2 separate regions of the Homo sapiens genome follow, and region 2 is linked to region 1. The links are chromatin loops, found by intact Hi-C in ENCODE. Cell type or tissue: heart right ventricle. All regions are shown on one strand. Each heading gives the region's core, and the rest is flanking DNA. Links, peaks and the distances in the headings are about the cores only.

Evidence for each region. Peaks named below come from ENCODE experiments on the same cell type or tissue, not always from the same donor. Only the 100,000 strongest peaks of a DNase experiment are listed, where the experiment ranks them.
Region 2: it touches region 1 in a loop (2.4-fold over the local background); 7 of 110 quality-filtered maps call a loop at or near these places.

The regions. Positions count from the first base shown.
Region 1 is chr15:26,391,354-26,400,332 of GRCh38, reverse strand. It overlaps LINC02248 (long intergenic non-protein coding RNA 2248), which reads right to left and starts at 5,276. Exons shown (of 6, transcript XR_001751453.2): 1 at 5,089-5,276. In heart right ventricle, for the core only: no CTCF peak of the experiment used is centred there; no DNase peak of the experiment used is centred there; H3K4me3 peaks cover 1,138 bases; H3K27ac peaks cover 1,381 bases.
Region 2 is chr15:26,437,826-26,446,804 of GRCh38, reverse strand. It overlaps LINC02248 (long intergenic non-protein coding RNA 2248), which reads right to left. Exons shown (of 6, transcript XR_001751453.2): 2 at 1-376. The region is part of intron 5 of LOC105370740 (a long non-coding RNA gene); the gene reads left to right. Among named protein-coding and RNA genes, the nearest start is that of LINC02248, 47 kb to the right of the region's middle. In heart right ventricle, for the core only: no CTCF peak of the experiment used is centred there; a DNase peak (open chromatin) is centred at 3,293.

The DNA of each region.
Region 1 (8,979 bases), core at 2,738-7,737:
AATTATATGTCATGACCAAGTGGTATTTATTCCAGGTATGCAATCCAAAATATCATATGATTGTATCAAGAGATGCAGAAAATGCATTTAGGGAAATCCAATACCCATTCATGACAAGAACAACAAAGTAGAAATATTGAGGAAATTTCTCAAATTGATAAAATACATCTAAAAAATTCTACAGTTAACATCACTCTTAATGGTAAGAATATATAGATGCTTTACTATTAAGACCAGAAAAAAAGAAAGAATGTCTCCTCTAATCACTCCTATTCAACATAGTACTGCAAGTCCTAGCTAATGCATTAAGACAAGAAAAGGAAATGGAAGGTAGGTATATGTAAAGGAAGAAATAAAACTTTGTTCACAGATAACATGATTGTCTACATAGAAAAATCTCACAAAATCAACAATAACAGAACCCCTGAAACTAAGTGATTAAAGCAAGATTGCAAGTTATAAGGTTAATATGCGAAGTCAATTGCTTTCTTATATACCAGCAATGAACAATTGAAATTTGAAATTAAAAATACATTATCACTTACATTGACATTAAGATGTAAGTATAAATCTAACAAAAAAGTACCAGATTTATCAAAATATGTGCAAAATCTATATAAGGAAAACTATAAAACTGTGATGAAACAAATCAAAGAAGATTTAAATATACAGAATGATATTCCATGTATACGGAATATTATCAAGATGTCAGTTTCTCCCAACTAAATATAGAGATTCAATGCAATCCCAGTAATATTTCCAGCAAGTTATTTTGTAGATATCAACATACTAATTCTAAAGTTTTGTATAAAAGCAAAAAACCGGAATAGCCAACACAATATTGAAAGAGAAAAACAGTCAGCAGACTGACACTACCTGATTTAAAGAGTAACTATAAAGCCACAGTAATCAAGACAAGGAAAGAATGGCTAGATTATGAAACATAACAGAGAGCCCAGAAAAGGCTCACATAAATATAGACAACTGATTTTTTTGACAAAGGAGCAAAAAAGCATTTCAATAGAGAAAGCATAGTCTTCTCAACAAATGGTGCTGGAAGAAATAGACATCCACAAACAACAGCAACAACAACATAATCTACACACAGACCTCACACTTTTCTCTAAAAGTAACTTAGATCAGGGATCTAAATGTAAAAAACAGAACAATGCAACCTGTAGAAGACAGAATAAGAGAAAATCTAGGTGACCTTAAATTTGGTGATGACTTTTTAGATACATTGCCAAGAGGGCAATCTATGAAAGCAAAATTTTATGGATTTTATTAAAATTAAAAAAGAGTTGGACTTTATTAGAATTAAAAACTGTTGCTCAGTAAAAGACACTGTCAAGAAAATAAAATGAGAAGCCACAGACTTGGAGAAAATATTTGCAGATCTGATAAAGGACTTGCATCCAGAATACACAAAGAACTGTTAAAACTCAACAATAAGAAAACAAAGCAATTTGAAAAAACAGGCAAAAGATATGAACAGCTCACCAAATAAGCATATGAAAAGATTCTTAACATCATATGTCATTCGAAAATTGTAAATTAAAGCAACAGTAAGCTATTCCTATACATCTATTAAAATGGTTAAAATCCAAAACACTGACAACATCAAATGCTGGCAAGGATAAGGGGCAGCAGGCATTCTCATTCATTGTTGGTAATACAAACGGTCACTTCCCACACAGCCAGTTGGGAAGAGAGTTTGGCAGTTTCTTACAAAATTAAACATATGCTTACCATATGATCCAGCTATTATAGCCCTTGGTATTTACCAAAATGAGTTGAAAACTTCTGTCCATACAAAAACCTGCACACAAATATTTTAGCAGTTTTATTCATAATTACCGAAAGTTGAAAGCAACCAAGATGTCCTTCAATAGGTGAATGGATAAAGGATAAACTGTGGTGCATCCATATACTGAATTATTATTCAGTGAAAAAAGTAAAAAAGTATTATTCAGTGATAAAAAGTTTGAGCCATCAAGCTGTAAAAATACATAAAGGAAACTTAAATGCATATTGCTAAGTAAAAGAAGCCAATTGGAAAAGACTTCATACTACATGATTCCAACTACCTGATATTCTGGAAAAGGCAAAACTACAGACACCGTGAATAGTTCAGTCATTGCCAGGGATTTGGGAGAAGGAAAGGACAGATAAACAGTTACAGCACAGAAATTTTTAGGGCAGTAAAATTCTTTTATAGGATACAGTAATGGTGAATACAAATCATGATAAGTTTGTCAAAACCCGTAGAATATACAATAAAAAGAATAAATCCTAATGTAAATTATGAACTTTAGTTAAAATAATGTATATATTGGCTTATCAACTGTAACAAAAGTACCACCCTAATCCAAGATGTTAATACTAGGGTAAACTGGCCGGGCGTGCTGGCTCACGCCTGTAATCCCAGCACTTTGGGAGGCCGAGGTGGGCGGATTACCTGAGGTCGGGAGTTCGAGAGCAGCCTGACCAACATGAAGAAATCCTGTCTCTACTAAAAATATAAAATTAGCCAAGCATGGTAGCAGATGCCTGTAATCTCAGCTACTTGGGAGGCTGAGGCAGGAGAATTGCTTGAACCCGGGAGGCAGAGGTTGCAGCGAGCCGAGATCACGCCATTGCACTGCTGCCTGGGCAAAAGAGCGAAACTCCATGTCAAACAAACAAACAAACAAACAAACAAAAAAGCTAGGGTAAACCGTGTGTGCGTGTGTTTGGGTGAATAATAGGTATAGATAGAACTCTCTGTGCTATATGCTTAATTTTTCTGTAAGCCCAAAGCTGCTCTTAAAAAGTGTATTAATTTAAAAAATGAAAAGAGAATGAAAATAAAACATATCAAAATTTGGGGGAATACAACTAAATGCGTGCTTAGAGGGAAATTTATAACATTAAAGCCTTATATTAGAAAGAAAGATTTAAATTTATTAACCTAATATTCTACTTAGGAAAACTAGAAACTAGAGAAAAGAATAAAATTAAAACTAAAACAAGCAGAAAGAATAAAATAGAATAAATTAGAGCAGGTTGATATAATTAATAACAGAAAACAGAAAAACAACAGAGGAAACAAATCTTGTTCTTAAAACAGGATCAATACAATTGCCATAGCTGTAGTGAGGATCATAAAGAAAACAAGAAAACCTAGATTATTAATATTATGACTCAAACAGGAAGCATCATTGCTGATCCCACAGACATTACAAAATAATAACAGAATCCACAAAGCATCATTATGCCCATAATTTTGGAAACTTATGTGATATAGACCAATTCCGTGGAAGATTAAAATTATCAAAACTCATTAAAAAAAGAAATAGATAACCAGTAGTCCTATATCTATTAAAGGCATTAAATTTGCAGGTAAAAACTTTTCAATGAAGAAAATTCTAAATAAATTTTGCTCAGTAAAAGAAGCAAGACCAAATGGCTATATAAATACATGTATATAACCTTACCAAAAAGGAAAAAGCGAAATCATTATATCAGAAAACAGACTGGTGGCTTCCAGGGGCTGGCACAGGTGGGGTTCACCTGCAGTTTCCTCAGAGCCACTCTGTGTACTCAGAGAAGAGGTGGTCAGGTAGGCAGGGGAGTCAAAAGCAAGTAGTGGCTAACTTTCTGGGGACCTCAACAAATTCTCTTTCAAGTGGGCTTTGACCTTGGATATGCTCCTTAACATCTCTGAACTGCAATTTTCTCATCCCTTCAATCTCCCACTCTAGAAGATGAAAGTCAAGGAAAGTGGCCGCAACAAAAGGTTGAAGAAAGTGCCCAGCCCGGGCTGGGCAGAGATGACAGGTGGTAGTGCCATGTCAGAGGGGAAGGCACCCCTCCAGGACAGAGGGCCTAGGGATGCTGCACAGAGAAGGAGGGCTTTGAACAAAATACAAATAAAACCTGGTTACTAGGAATTAATTGGCATCAGGAATCAGGAGCTGGGAACCCGGTTCTGCACAGCTAAGCTTCACTAGGCCACTTCCCCATTCTGGCTGTTGGTGCAAGTGTGTGGCCACATAGTCTCCAATTTCCCTCCAGTCCAGCACTTTATGTGTGTGTCTTAAACAAGCCCAGTTGGATGTACTGTGGGAGCCACACTTTTTTAGTTCCCCTTTCTGTCCAATAGCTTCTCCAGCATTGCCAACGACACAGACAACATGCTTCGCAGCAGAGAGGATGCTCTGCTTCTCACTGCTGTCACTTGTTTTCCATTGTGCCCTCATTTTTATCTTGCTTTATGTCCCATGGAGCTGAGTCAGTCACACCCATTCTCCTTTTACTCAGAATCATCAACCAGATAGAGGGTCAAAGAATGCAAGCTTTGACTCTGATCTGTTTTAAATCTTTAAAACAAAACAGTGAAGTGGCCTGTTAGATGCTGTAGTCAGTCCCAGCAGTAGAACATATTAATAGAAATAAGGTCTCTAGAGAGTTGCTGTTTTAATCTGAAATCAGTGCCGCTCACCCATCTACCACCTGAACCCTGTGATTCAAGCACGTGCTGAGTCAGTAGGACCACCTCTCAGTGCAGCTGGCTGGTCCAGATAGTAACGTCAACACTCTTAGAAATGCAGGAATCCCTTTTCTAGCTTCAGAATTTATTTCCTGACGTTCTAGGGCAGACATAAGATGATGTTTACCACTCAGTTATTTTGCTGTTACTAAGTGTGTAAGATTTTTTTAAAATCAAGTTTCATATTTTATTGGTATTTTTTCTTTTATTTTCAGTTGACACATAATAATTGCACATATTTATGGGATATGGAGTGACATTTCTATATGTATATAAAATAGATCAAATTGGGGTAATTAGCATATCTATTACATCAAATATTTATTATTTCTTTGTGTTAGGAACATTCAAAATCTTCTAGCTTTTAGAAAACATAAAGTATTCTTAACTATATTCACCCTCAGTGCTATAGAGAATTAGAACCTATTTTTACTATCTAACTATAATTTTGCTAAGTTAGTGAGATTTTGATATACATATATATATATATATATATATATATATATATATTGGAAGAATCAGTTTATCCAAAACAAAGTAAAATCTCAAAGGCTTACCTAAGAGGAGTCCTAGGATTCAGGAGTGCACAGTGCCCTCGGTTCTCACTTGATGGGCCGTCCACCTCCCTGAGACCCTCTCATGGCCTCAGGGGATTCTCCCGATGGCGGGGAGGGCTGCTGGGAAGCTGCTTCCCACCACGGCTGTGTTCCCATGGGGCTTACTCAGGCACGGTCAGGCCCACACTGTCATCAACACTTAGCTTTCTCTCTCACCCACATCAAGTGATTTTATGAGGCACGAGTTACCAGCATCTCCATGTTACAGATAAGAAAACAAGGGTCCTGGTGTTAAATGACTTTCCCAGATCACAAGTGGATGGGGGTGGCTCTGGGGCCCAGAAGCAGGCAGGGTCTGACTCCCTAGGCCAAAGCTGAGCCTGCAAGCCATCCACGTGCAGTCCCACGGGCCCCAGAACTCAATGCTCAGCCTGTTATCTCCCACACCTGTGACTCTGCCTTTTGATTCTTTTCTTCTCTGACAAGTGCCAGATGGTTCCACCTAAACCAGGCACTCAGGATCATTCTTCATTGCCTCCTCACCCTCACTCTTTTCCAATCTAGGAATGAGCCAGTTCTGCTGAGTTTACTTCCTTAATACTAACCCCTACACTAGTTGCCTTCTTCAGGTTGCGTTTAAATAGTGTTGATCACAGATTCTGGATTAAGCACATCTAGGTTTGATTCCTAGATAAGCTTCTGAATAGCTGTGTGACCTTGGGCTAGGTACTTAACTGCTCTGTGTTTCAATTTCCTCACCTTTAAAATGGAGTAATAATACCAGCTAACTGTATAAGATTGTGTGAAGATTAATTCATGGACATGTTTTGAGATGGAGTCTCGCTCTGTCACCAGGCTGGAGTGCAGTGGTGCTATCTCAGCTCACGGCAACCTCCACCTCCCAGGTTCAAGCGATTCTCCTTCCTCAGCCTCCCAAATAGCTGAGACTACAGGCACGTGCCACCACACCCAGCTAATTTTTGTATTTTTTAGTAAAGATGGGGTTTCACCATGTTGGCCAGGATGGTCTTGATCTCTGCCCATCTCAGCCTCCCAAAGTGTTGGGATTACAGGCGTGAGCCACCGAGGCCAGCCAATACATGCACATTTTTTTGAAGAGTACATGCAAAAAGTGAGTGCTTATGTTTGCTGCTGTTTACTGCATGGTGGTGCCTGACTTTTGGAGGGTGTACTTTGTTAAATGAGGGTGCCACATTTCCAAAGATGCTTATAGGCAGGCGGTTCAAGAACATGGGGACATGTTGGTCATAACCCTCGTGGATATGGCAGCAGGAGGCCGCATAGACATAGACCAAGTGGGAAAAGCAGACCAGGGAAGTACAAGAGCTGGAGGTAATTGCCTGGAAATAAAGGCTGGAGCCAGAGGAAGACCCAGCCCAGCAGATACATGTAGCCCTAGAAGAGAAGATGGATTCAACTCAGAGGCCCCTAGCCAGGAGTGCTCACCAGCCATTATATGCTTCAGCTTTTCCAATGAACAATGGGAAAGTTCCTTTAACTCTCAAAATAAGTGCTACCTTCTAGGCTCCAGAGTAAGCCGGGCACATTCCCTCCTCCCTGCAGTGCCCCTAAGAAGCAGCAGCGAGTTTCTAAAGGGACATCAGCTCCATGTTCTGAAGACTGGTTGTCTTTTTTGAGACGGGTAGCTGGCCCCAACTAAGGTATCAGGAGCCCGGGCAAGTACTTCCACATGGGGCCCTGACTCAGCAAGACACCAATGTTGAAGAACAGAACAGACAGGAAGGGGCTAGGGAAAAGTGTGTCACTTGGAAGGCAAGCAGGGGCTGGGATCATTATGCCCACCTCCATGATGCATCTTGACCTCGCCAGGATGAGCTCTGGAGTCGGGGTCTTCCCCTCTCCACACTCCCACCCCACCAGTGGCTCTCAGGCTGGCCATTCCACTTGTCCCACTCCACAGATAGCCATGGGCTCACAGCCTAGCATGGCCATGCCACCACAGAAGGACCCGCTCCCACCTAGGATTCATGCCATGTAAACAATGACCTTCCGTAATCTCATGTGTGTGACACTTTGGTGTAGTAAAGCCAAGTCTGCCCTTTATACAGAGGAGGGAAGTCAAAGGGAAGCTGAAGGGTAGGGCTGCCAAGGGGATACTCCACAGGCATCCACTTTGGCTGCCAGGGGCTCCTAGGGAAAGAGCTGGTTGATTGACATCCAGATTTGCTGAGCCCATGCTTAGAGTGAGAATTTTTTTTAAAAGATTGGAAAATAGAAGAGAAAATCTGGAAAGAGAAAGCACCATGAATTCCCTCTTTCTATCTTTATCAACAAATAGTAGAGAGAAGGGCAATTTTTTAAGCACCTATTAAAACTTTAAAAAGGATAATATTCACAAGATGTAAGCACCCTAACTTGGGGAACTTGGTTTCCTTCACTGTTGTTTACGACTATGATCTCCAGAATCCAGAACAGTATATTCAAAACATCTCTCTTCAAAGTGTTTGTGGAATGGACTTAAGACTCAGCAATTCTACTTCTCAGGATTTGGTTGCCATTTTCCGCCTTTGCTATGGTATTGAGGGACCCCACGATTCCAGTGTGTTACGGCAGTAACTGCCTCTTTCTCAGCCATTCCGTGCGGGGGCTGCAGGTCGGCTCTGGTCAGCCTTGGGTGTGTTCTTGCTCTGAGACCCAAGCTGGAGGAAGCAGCTCTAATCTCAGATATGAGATAGATATGATAAGGTAGATTTTTGTGGAATGAACAAATCCCCCCCAAATATCCTATTGGATGAAAAAACACATTGCCAAATAATATGTTTTGAAAAAGAAAAAGTACACAGCACTGCCTTTAGCAGGTGCATGTATGTCTATCCATGCCCCTATGAAGGATGGCAAAATATTACCAACCTGATGGCAGGTACTAGCCAGGAAGAGGAAAGCTCCAATAAATGCTGGGCTGGAGCTGCTATTCTTCCAATGTGAGATGGTTGGCTTAAACTGTTCTGCCCAAGAAGAGAAGGAAAATGAAAATCTGACATAGCTCCAACTTCTTGGACACTCTTTCTTCATCTGGTAAGGCAAAAAGGGCAATTTTTAAAATGCCAGATGGCTTTGCTTATCAAATGCAACTCATGTGCTAACAAGTTCCTTTTAAAAGTGAACCTGAAACCACGGGCTAAATTTGGTTTAATGACACATTAAGATTTCTGGCAATGGTTTGTTCTGTGTGGGAAGAAACTCCAGGGAGCCAGGCCTTGATTTGACCCTGAGAGGTTGTGCGGATGACATAAGTCACTCCATGTTGTTTCGTGGACCCTAGTGGGGTTTCTCAACCACGGAGCTCCCAGACAATGATCTGTTCTCATTCTGGTAATTTTGATTATAAGGAAAAAAGAGCACATAACTCTTTTGATCCTAAGTGAACTCTTGCTGAACCTGACAGATGTTCAAGCTTTTCATTTTCTCCTCAAGCAAGGCTTAATGGAGATTTTGTTACCAGGGTAATCACCATTACTCTGTTTGCTCTATTAATCTAGGCTCTCTAAATGTTGACTGTAGATATATAAATATGGCCTAAGTATCCATTTTTCCACGGACTTATCAGCTTGGGTTTTCATTTTGCAGTTTTACTCTAATATTAGTCCCTAATTAAACAACAACAACAAAACCTTCAACTGCCTTTGCTCTAAATCACAAACTGGAAAAAAGGAATTTCACTTGTTCTTTGGATTGCATCAACACCAGCACATTGCTCTATCTAGAAACGCCTCAAGATGTCTGGGCTTTGGAATCACACAGACCCCAGTCTCCGTTGGTTGTTCATCCACTTCCTAGCAGGGCAAAAAATCACTTGACTTTTGGGAGCCTACATTTCTCCCCCTGTGGAGTGGAGGCAATGACCCAGAC
Region 2 (8,979 bases), core at 1,268-6,267, 48 kb before region 1:
ATTTGAATGGGTTTTCTAAGCATATTAAACAATGAGAAGTAGGGATTTGGCAATTTTATGGTTGGTTAATTAGGTCACTGTTCCTGTGAATTGTGAAAGTTCTTCTGACATGTGGGCATTGTTTTGAGGCAAAAATGAACGATGCTTCTAGTAAAATGTGGGTCCTTTTCAATTCCCACATGAATGCGTAGATCTCTAGGATATACAAGACAAATATTCACAAGGCACAGTGGACCTGGGCACCTTCTATTTGATTTTTTAAAAATGTGTTCAAAGGGGTCTTATACAAAATCAGTATAATTAACTTTTTTTTCTCTTGCTCTCAATTTCCTGTTTTCTCAGATTCATTTCATTGTTGATGTTGTTAGTCAATGACCTGGAAAATAAAACAAAGTAAGTTAGGGAAATATATATATGAAGTTGCTGATTTTTATGGCTTGAATTTTATCCCTTCAAAATGCATATGTTGACATCCCAACACCCAGTACCTCAGAATGTGATCTTTTTGGAAACAGGGTCATTGCAACTATAGTTAGTTAAGATGAGGCCATGCTGGAGTAGGCTGGGCCCCTAATCCAACATGACTGGTGTTCTTTTAAGAAGAAATGATTTGGACACAGATACCACACAGGGGAGAACACCATATGAAGATAAAGGCAACAATGGGAATGATGCCTTTGCAAACCAAGTATGCCAAAGATCACCAGCAAACCACCAGAAATAGAAAGGCATGAAATAGAGTCCCTCTCATTGTTTTGAGAAGGCACCACCACCCTGTGGATGGCTTCATCTTGGGCATCTGGACTGTAAGACAATGTGGTTCTGTTGTTTGAGTCACCCAGTCTGTGGTACTTTGGTACAGCAGCCCCAGCAAATGAATACACTGAGAAATGTAACAATTGAAAAATAAATTTTTAGAAATACGTTTGTCCTTAAACAATTTAGAGGGTTTTTTTTTCTTTTTGGCCAGTGTAAAATATATTTTGGGAGTCATGCTAAATCCTATCAAAAATAATAACATAGTAAAGATAAAAAATTATAGGTTAACTATCTTAAAAGTAGCTGTGCAAAGAAGTCTTGAGAGTTATTAGCAGAAAAATTCTAAGGTCTCAGTGCTGCACTGTGCAAAATAAAATGAAATAAAAAGTTGGTTATACTCACACATATATCCAGCCTGTATAAAAGGAATGCTGGTAGGACATGACTGGCTCTGCTATTAATTGTACCCCAAGTAGAGACAAGACACAGCTGGAGCAGGAGAAGATTCAAATTACACAGGGAATACAACACAAGGGCTTACAAATATCAGGAGTTGATGTGGGTTTGTGTGTTGGATTGGGGGAAATTGTAACAATTTAGGAAAGTAAATGCCAGAAGCAGTGGCCCAGATGGATGAGATAAAGGCTTTATATAGTAACATTAAAAATGTTATTGCAAATGCTTCTGGCTTTTATTAATCTTACTCTATTAAAAGGTGCCATAAGGAAATCATAATAAAGACAAAATGCAGTCAACAATTATGGTATGCGGGGCTCAGGGAAACTTCTCCCATGGAGAAACATATATTAAGTTGGTAAGATTAGCATATACATCATTCAACATCATTGGGGGTCTAATCAAGGGATTATAACTAATTGACAACTATATATAGCAAGCTGAGAACCATTTATTCAATGAAACCTATGGAAACTCAGTAAGAACTGTGATCTGAGAGACCAAAACAGACTCCCCTTCATCAACCATGATGGACACTAAGGTTAAGGAAACAAAAGTTAATGATGGCTGGAGGGTTCAGCTTGGCTGGCATGGCATCTTCCTAAATTCCTATGGCTACAAGAAACCCACACTTTTGTTAAATTCTCTAAGAATGGGAGCTAGCAGGCAAATGATCAGATCCCTCTTAACCCTGATTTACAACCCAGGTCACTGCAGCTCTGAATGGACAGAGGACTGGCCTCACTGATGCTCTTTCCTGATAAGCGACTGCAGATCTTAAGCCAGTTTCAGCAGCTTCTAGAGACTGCATACAAACTGTCTTTGTGTCTATAGTTCACCCCTTTTGAAATAAAGACCCAAATTCCACCTCACTTTAATGCTAACACCCACCCCAAAGTGAGCATGGGACGTATGTTACATATATGTTTACCCATTGTGAATGTGCTTGGCTCCCCTCGGGAATAGGTACAGCTTTTCCCCAAACCTCCTGAAGACGTTTGTCTCTCTCTATTGTGTGATTCAGGACCTGTGAGGTAAAAAACCCAACCTGTCCTTCCCCCTCTTCAAAGAGAGAGCACCTGTGGTCCATGCTTGAGATGCAGTTTCCAAACTGATAACACTGTAAACCAGAAATAACATTCTAAGGCCTCTCAGTTATCTGAAAGGACCTCTCCTTTTGGCCGAGGGCATTGCAAAGTTAACCTGAAAGAGTAGTTCAGGCCATGATGGGAAGCAGGTTTGAACATATCTCATTATACCATCCTCCCTTTTGGAATTCAGGAAAATTCAACCAGCATTTACAATCTATTACCTTTGAAGCCTGCTACTTAAAGGCTTCATCTGCATGATAAAACCTTGTTCTCCACAACCCCTTATCATAATCCAGACATTTCTTTCTATGACCTGGAACCCTGCTTGCTTTGAGTTGTCCCATCCTTCCAGATCGAACCAATGTAAATCTTACAGGTATTTGATTGATGTCTCATGTCTCCCTAAAATGTATAAAACTAGGCTGTGCCTGACCACCTTGGGCACATGTTCTCAAGTTCTCCTGAGGTCATCCATTTTTTGGCTTAGAGTACATCTCTTCAAATATTTTACAGAGTTTGACTCTCCATAAACATCACCAATCAAGCTCTCCTTTCTACCATTTAGCCATCCTGATGGTCTTTTAGATGACAGAAATGTGGGAGGCTATGCCATATGGGGGAGGAATTAAACCCATTTCCCTCAACTCTGCCTCATGGAGCAACTGTGTATCCTCAGCACATGAGCAGCTGTTGTCATCTCCCCAGCTCCTGGAGGTGGAAGAGCTACTTTAGGTGGTCTTGCCAGCCCTTGAACATGAGAAATACCATTTTTCACAGCTCCATGCAAAGTAAGGCCCATATCACATGAACACCAGCAGCTGGGTGCTGCCTATTTGCCCACGTCCAACTCCTGCTCTGTAGGGAGGATTTGGGAGGGGCAGCTGGCAAAGAGTACAGCCCTTGCGTCCCTCACACATCTGTGTGGCAGGACAGCCACTTCAGCAGGCATGGCTGTTAGTCACACCTCCCATCTCTCCCAGCTTCCTAAGGCGGAAGCTCTGCTCCAGGCAGAGGTGGCAGCCAGTGGACATCAGCCCATCTCATCTCCTCTGACCAGGTTGTGAAAGACCCATAGTGGGTGACGTGGCAGCAGTTGGGTTACAGCACCAGTGCCTCTGCCACACACAGCTCCTGCCACACAGAGGATCTGTGTGAGGTAGATGGAAGAAAGCAAAATCCTTCCTCCACCTAGGTTCTGCACCACAGTGCAGAGATGCTGCCCCAGAGAGGCTAATTCTTTGCCCTTGCCAAGGAGCCTGGGTTCAATCGGATCAGACTTTGGAACAATTCATACTGCAGGACATTGTCAAAAACAATACATGAATCAGGCCAGGCACAGTGGCTCATGCCTATAATTCTAGCACTTTGGGAGGCCAAGGCGGGTGGATCACCTGAGGTCAGGAGTTCAAGACCATTCTGGATAACAAGGCAAAACCCCGTCGGTGTTAAAAATACAAAAATTACCTGAGTGTAAACCAGAAATAAAATTCTACGGCCCCTCATGGTGGCATGTGCCTATAGTCCCAGCTACTCAGGAGGCTATACTGGGATCACAGCTGGGATTGCACATGTGCCCCGACCACCTTGGGCACATGTATCAAGACCACCTTGCCATGTGCCCAACCACCTTGGTCACATGCGTCCAGTCATCTGAATGGACCCCTCTTCTTTGCCAAGGGCATTCCAAAGTTAACCTGAAAAAGTAGTTCAGGCTATGATGGGAAGAAGGAAGTAGGTAGGCTCATACTTATCAATTTCAAAATTTACTACAAAGATGCAGTAACAAAGATAGTGTGGCATTGGTATAAAGACAGATAGATACATCAAACAAATAGAATTCAGAGTCCAGAAATAAACCCTTACATTTATACTTATTTAATTTTCAACAAAGGAGCCAAGACAATTCGGTGTGGAAAGAATAGTCTTTTCAAGAAATGTTTTTGGGACAACTGGGTATCCTCATGTAGAACAATCAGTTGTCTTGTTATTGAGTTGCTGGGGTTTCTTTTACATATTGGATATTAGCCTTTTATCTATTACATATTGGGTTTTAGCCCTTTATCAGATGTCTGATGTCCTAATATATTCTCCTGTTCTGTAGGTTGTCACTTTGATTGTTTTCTTCACCGGGCAGAAGCTTTATAGTTCAACTTAATCCAATTTGTCTGATTTTCACTTTTGTTGTCTGTGCTTTTGGGGTCATAGCCAAAAAATAATTGCCCAAACCAATGTCATGGAGCTTTTCCCCTATGTTTTATTTCAGTGGTTTTACAGTTTTAGGTCTTAAATGTAAGTCTTTAACTCACTTTGAGTTTATTCTTGTTTGTGATGTGAGATAAAGGTCATATTTCATTATTCTGCTTGTGAATATCTAGTTTTCCCAACACCATTTATTAAAGAGACTGTCCCTTCCCCATCGTGTGTTCTTAGCACCTTTGTTGAAAATCAACTGACCATAAATGTGTGAGTTTATTTTTGGGCTTTCTATCTTAGTCCATTGGTTCATGTGTCTTTTTTCATGCCAGTACCATGCTGTTTTGATTACTTACAGCTTTGTAATGTGAAATTAAGTATTGTGATGCTTACAGCTTTGTTCTTGTTGCCCAAGATCGCTTTGGCTGTTCATGGTCCTTTGTAATCCCTACTTCATACCATATACCAAAATTAGCACAAAGTGGATCATAGGCCTAAATGTAAAAGCGAAGCTTTAAAATTTTTGGAAAAAATACAGGAATAAATCTTCAATATCTTGCTTTTAAAAATGATTTCCTAGATATAATCCCTAAACACAGCTAATAAAAGGGAATATAGATAAGTTGGACTTCTGAAATTATAGGTAAGTTCCAAAATTTTAAACTTTTTAAAAAAGTTTGTGCTGTAAAGGGCATAAAAGAAAAAGAAAACACACAAATCGGGGGAAAATGTATGCCAATCATATATCCATAAAGGGATTTTTATGAAAAATTTATATGAAAAATGCTTACAGTTCAATAAAGGAAAGACAAATAGCCCATATAACAAATGGGTAAGAAATTTGAATAGTTATTTCTCCAAAAAAATATGAATGGCTAACATGCAAATAAAAAGACATTCAATATCACATTATTAATTAGAGAAGGGAATGTCAAACCACAGTGAGATACCATTTTGCACTCACTAAGATAGGTAAAATAAAACAGACAATAATAAGTGCTGATGAGGATGTGGAGAAATTGAAGTTCTTATACATTGGGGATGGCAATGTAAAATGGTCCAGGAACCTTGGATGATTCCTTTTTTTTTTTTTTTGAGACGGAGTCTGGCTCTGTCACCCAGGCTGGAGTGCAGTGGTGCGATCTCAGTTCACTGCAAGCTCTGCCTCCTGGGTTCACACCATTCTCCTACCTCAGCCTCCTGAGTAGCTGGGACTACAGGTGCCCGCCACCATGCCCTGCTAATTTTTTGTATTTTTTTAGTAGAGATGGGGTTTCACCTTGTTAGCCAGGATTGTCTCGATCTCCTGACCTCGTGATCTGCCCGCCTCAGCCTCCCAAAGTGCTGGGATTACAGGCATGAGCCACCACGCCCGGTTGAGAATCCTTTTGTAGTTCTTGAAAATGTTGACTCTACAGGTACCATATAAACTGACAATTTCTATCCTCTAAATATCCACCCAAGAGAAACAAAAACAAATGTCAACACAAAAATCTAAACATGAATATTTGTAGCAGCATTATTCATAGTAGTCAAAAAGTGGTAACAAACCAAATGCCCATTAATTCTTGAATGGATGAACAAAATGTGATATATCTAGAATGGAATATTACTTGGCAATAAAAAAGGAAGTAAGTACTGATACCTGCTACAACTCAGATGAACCCTCAAAATGTGCTAAGTAAAAGAAGCTAATTATAAGATACCACTTGTCTTATGATCTAATTTATATGCAATAGTTAGAACAGGCTAGTCCATAGAGGAAAATAAATATGTTGTTGCCAGTGACTGGTGGGGGGAGCCAAAGGCAGGGATGATGGGAGTTACTTTGCATTGTTTCTTTTGGGACATTTTGGAATGAACATGTTTGAAAATTACATTATGGAGATGATTGCAAAACTCTATCAATATACCAAAAACTATTGTACATTTTGAATGGGTGAACTTTATGGTATGTAAATTTATCTCAGTAAGGTTGCTTTAAAAAGTTATGGAGAAATGAAGATATTATCAGACAAACAAACACAGGGAATTCATTGCACCCAGGCATATTCTACAAGAAAGTTAAGGAGGTTTTTCAGGTGAAAGGTAGGTGATGTGGATTAGAAACTTGGGTCTACACAAAGATATAAAGAACATCAGAAGTGAAAGACAAAAACTGCACGATCTCAGTCATATGTGTAATCTAAAAATATTGATCTCATAGAGGCAGAGGGTAGGAAGGAGGTAACTAGAGGCTGGGAAGGGTATGGGGAAGGGTGGTTGGAGAGATGTTTGTCAAAGAATACATACAGTTAGACAGGAGGAATAAGTTCAAGAGCTCTGTTATACAGCAAGGTGACTATAGTAATAATGATATTGTTAAAAAATGCTAGGAGCGCACTGTGCTGGGTGGGAGGGGACACAGAAGATTAGGCTTGGCGTGGGGACACTGAGGAGAGAGATTAGCTCTGGCAGGGGATACTGCCAGTAAGTGTTCTTACCACGAAAAAACCAAAAATAACTGTGAGGCAGTACATTTGTTAATGAACTAGATTTAACCATTTCACAATGTATGTGTACTTTAAAACATCATGTTATACACAATAAATACATAAAATTCTATGTCATTCTAAAAAAATAAATAAATTTGGGGGAAAAGTGAAATAGAGGTGAAATAAAATATTTTTATAATTTTAAGTTTCCCTACAAGGTAACAGGCTGCCAACACATTAACTTTATATGCTTCTAACAACAATGCACTGTAAGTTTATTACATACACATAAGTGAAATATATGACAAGCACAAGTGGTAAGGATGGAGAATCAGGGAAGAGAAAAAGAGCTGTGCTAACCTTTTTATTTGCAATGCTTTATGAAAAATAGGGAAGAAAGAAAAAGAACAGAAGTGAGGTTAGTGGGTAATGAAAGAAAAACCTTAAGAGAGAAGCTGTCCACTTTACAAGTGGCTGATCATCTTCCTTAGAATCCAAACTGTCCATTCCAAATGATGGGAGCATGGCCCAGCAGTTAGGTAAAAATCAAATGCAATGTCCAGAGACCCAAATAAACAGAATGCAGGAGTGCTCAGTGTGTGATTGCTTTAATCTGCACGGCCTTCCTATCCTAGATGACTTGGTGCAAAGGAAGAAATAATCATGCACTGAGAAAAATTGGAAGGACATGTATTCCCAATTCCTGGTAAGGAGAGGGAGATGGGAAACCAAATAAGAATGTCTGAGAGTCCCAGCTAATAGATTTGCTGGAACGGAATTCTATTTTAACACTACTACTTGTACTGGTACTACTACTCTTGCTACGACTGCTGCTAACAGCTACTGTGGACTGAATGCTTGCTGCTTGCTGGGCTGTGTGCTTTGCATAGGCTGCCTCACTAAGTCCTTATAAGGATCCCAAGAGGAAGTTACTGTTAACCCATTTTACACACATGGAAGCCGAGGCTTTCAGAGTCTAATCGCACCACTCAGCTCATTTGCCTGTTGCCGTGACACTGGTCTCGCTGTGACACTGGTCTTGCCTTGACTGTCTCTTCCACAGTTTGTGCTCAAGTCACTATACTGGGTGGGAGGGGACACAGAAGATTAGGCTGGGCATGGGGGGCACTGAGGAGAGAGATTAGCTCCGGCAGGGGATACTGAAAAAGTACACAATACATCCTGTAGTGTTCAGGGAGGTGGCATTCTTGCTGGTACAGGGATGAGAAAAGCAAACAGTAATTAGTAGAAGGCACCAGCACAGCACAGAGGAAGTATTGTTGAAAAACGTCTAAGGCTGAATAAAGGCTCATGAGGGAAGCAGCAGGCAATAAGTTGGAAAATTGAGCTGGGGCTGGATGCGTGGGTGTGAGAGAGGCCTGCAAATGCCACATTAAAGGCTGTTGTTTTGTGCACTGTGAGTGCTAGGGTCTAAATGTTTGTGGCCGCCTTGAATTCATATATTGAAACCTAATCACCAATGTGATGGTGTCAGCAGATGGGGCCTTTGGGAGGATATAGTCATGAGGCTGGAGCCCCTGTGATGGGATTAGTGTCCTTATAATAGGGGCCCCAGAGAGCTCCCTCACTCCTTTCATCATGTGTGGACACAGACCCCTCTGTGAATCCACTGATGCTTCAGTGACCTCTGGGCAGTGAGGGAGAAGTGGACACTGAAAGGTCTCCTAAGGCCCAGGCCCAGGAGTCTTGAACATCTGCCATGTTTTGTTGGTCAAAGCAGGTCACACAGCCAGCCCAGCTGGAGTAAGGCAGAATCTACCTTTGGTAGAATGAGGGATAAACTCCCATTACCTGCATACCAGGACAAGGAAAATGTATGGCTATTACTCAGCATCCCCCCTCCCCCCAGATGTCCTATGTGTGACACATCCAGCCCTTGAGCCCACTTCAGAGTATGGAGGGCCATGGAAGAGCAGGGCCTTATCACTCACTCCAAGCAGAAAGCACCTTCACACCCGGTTCAGATCCAGCAAGGACCATGTCTC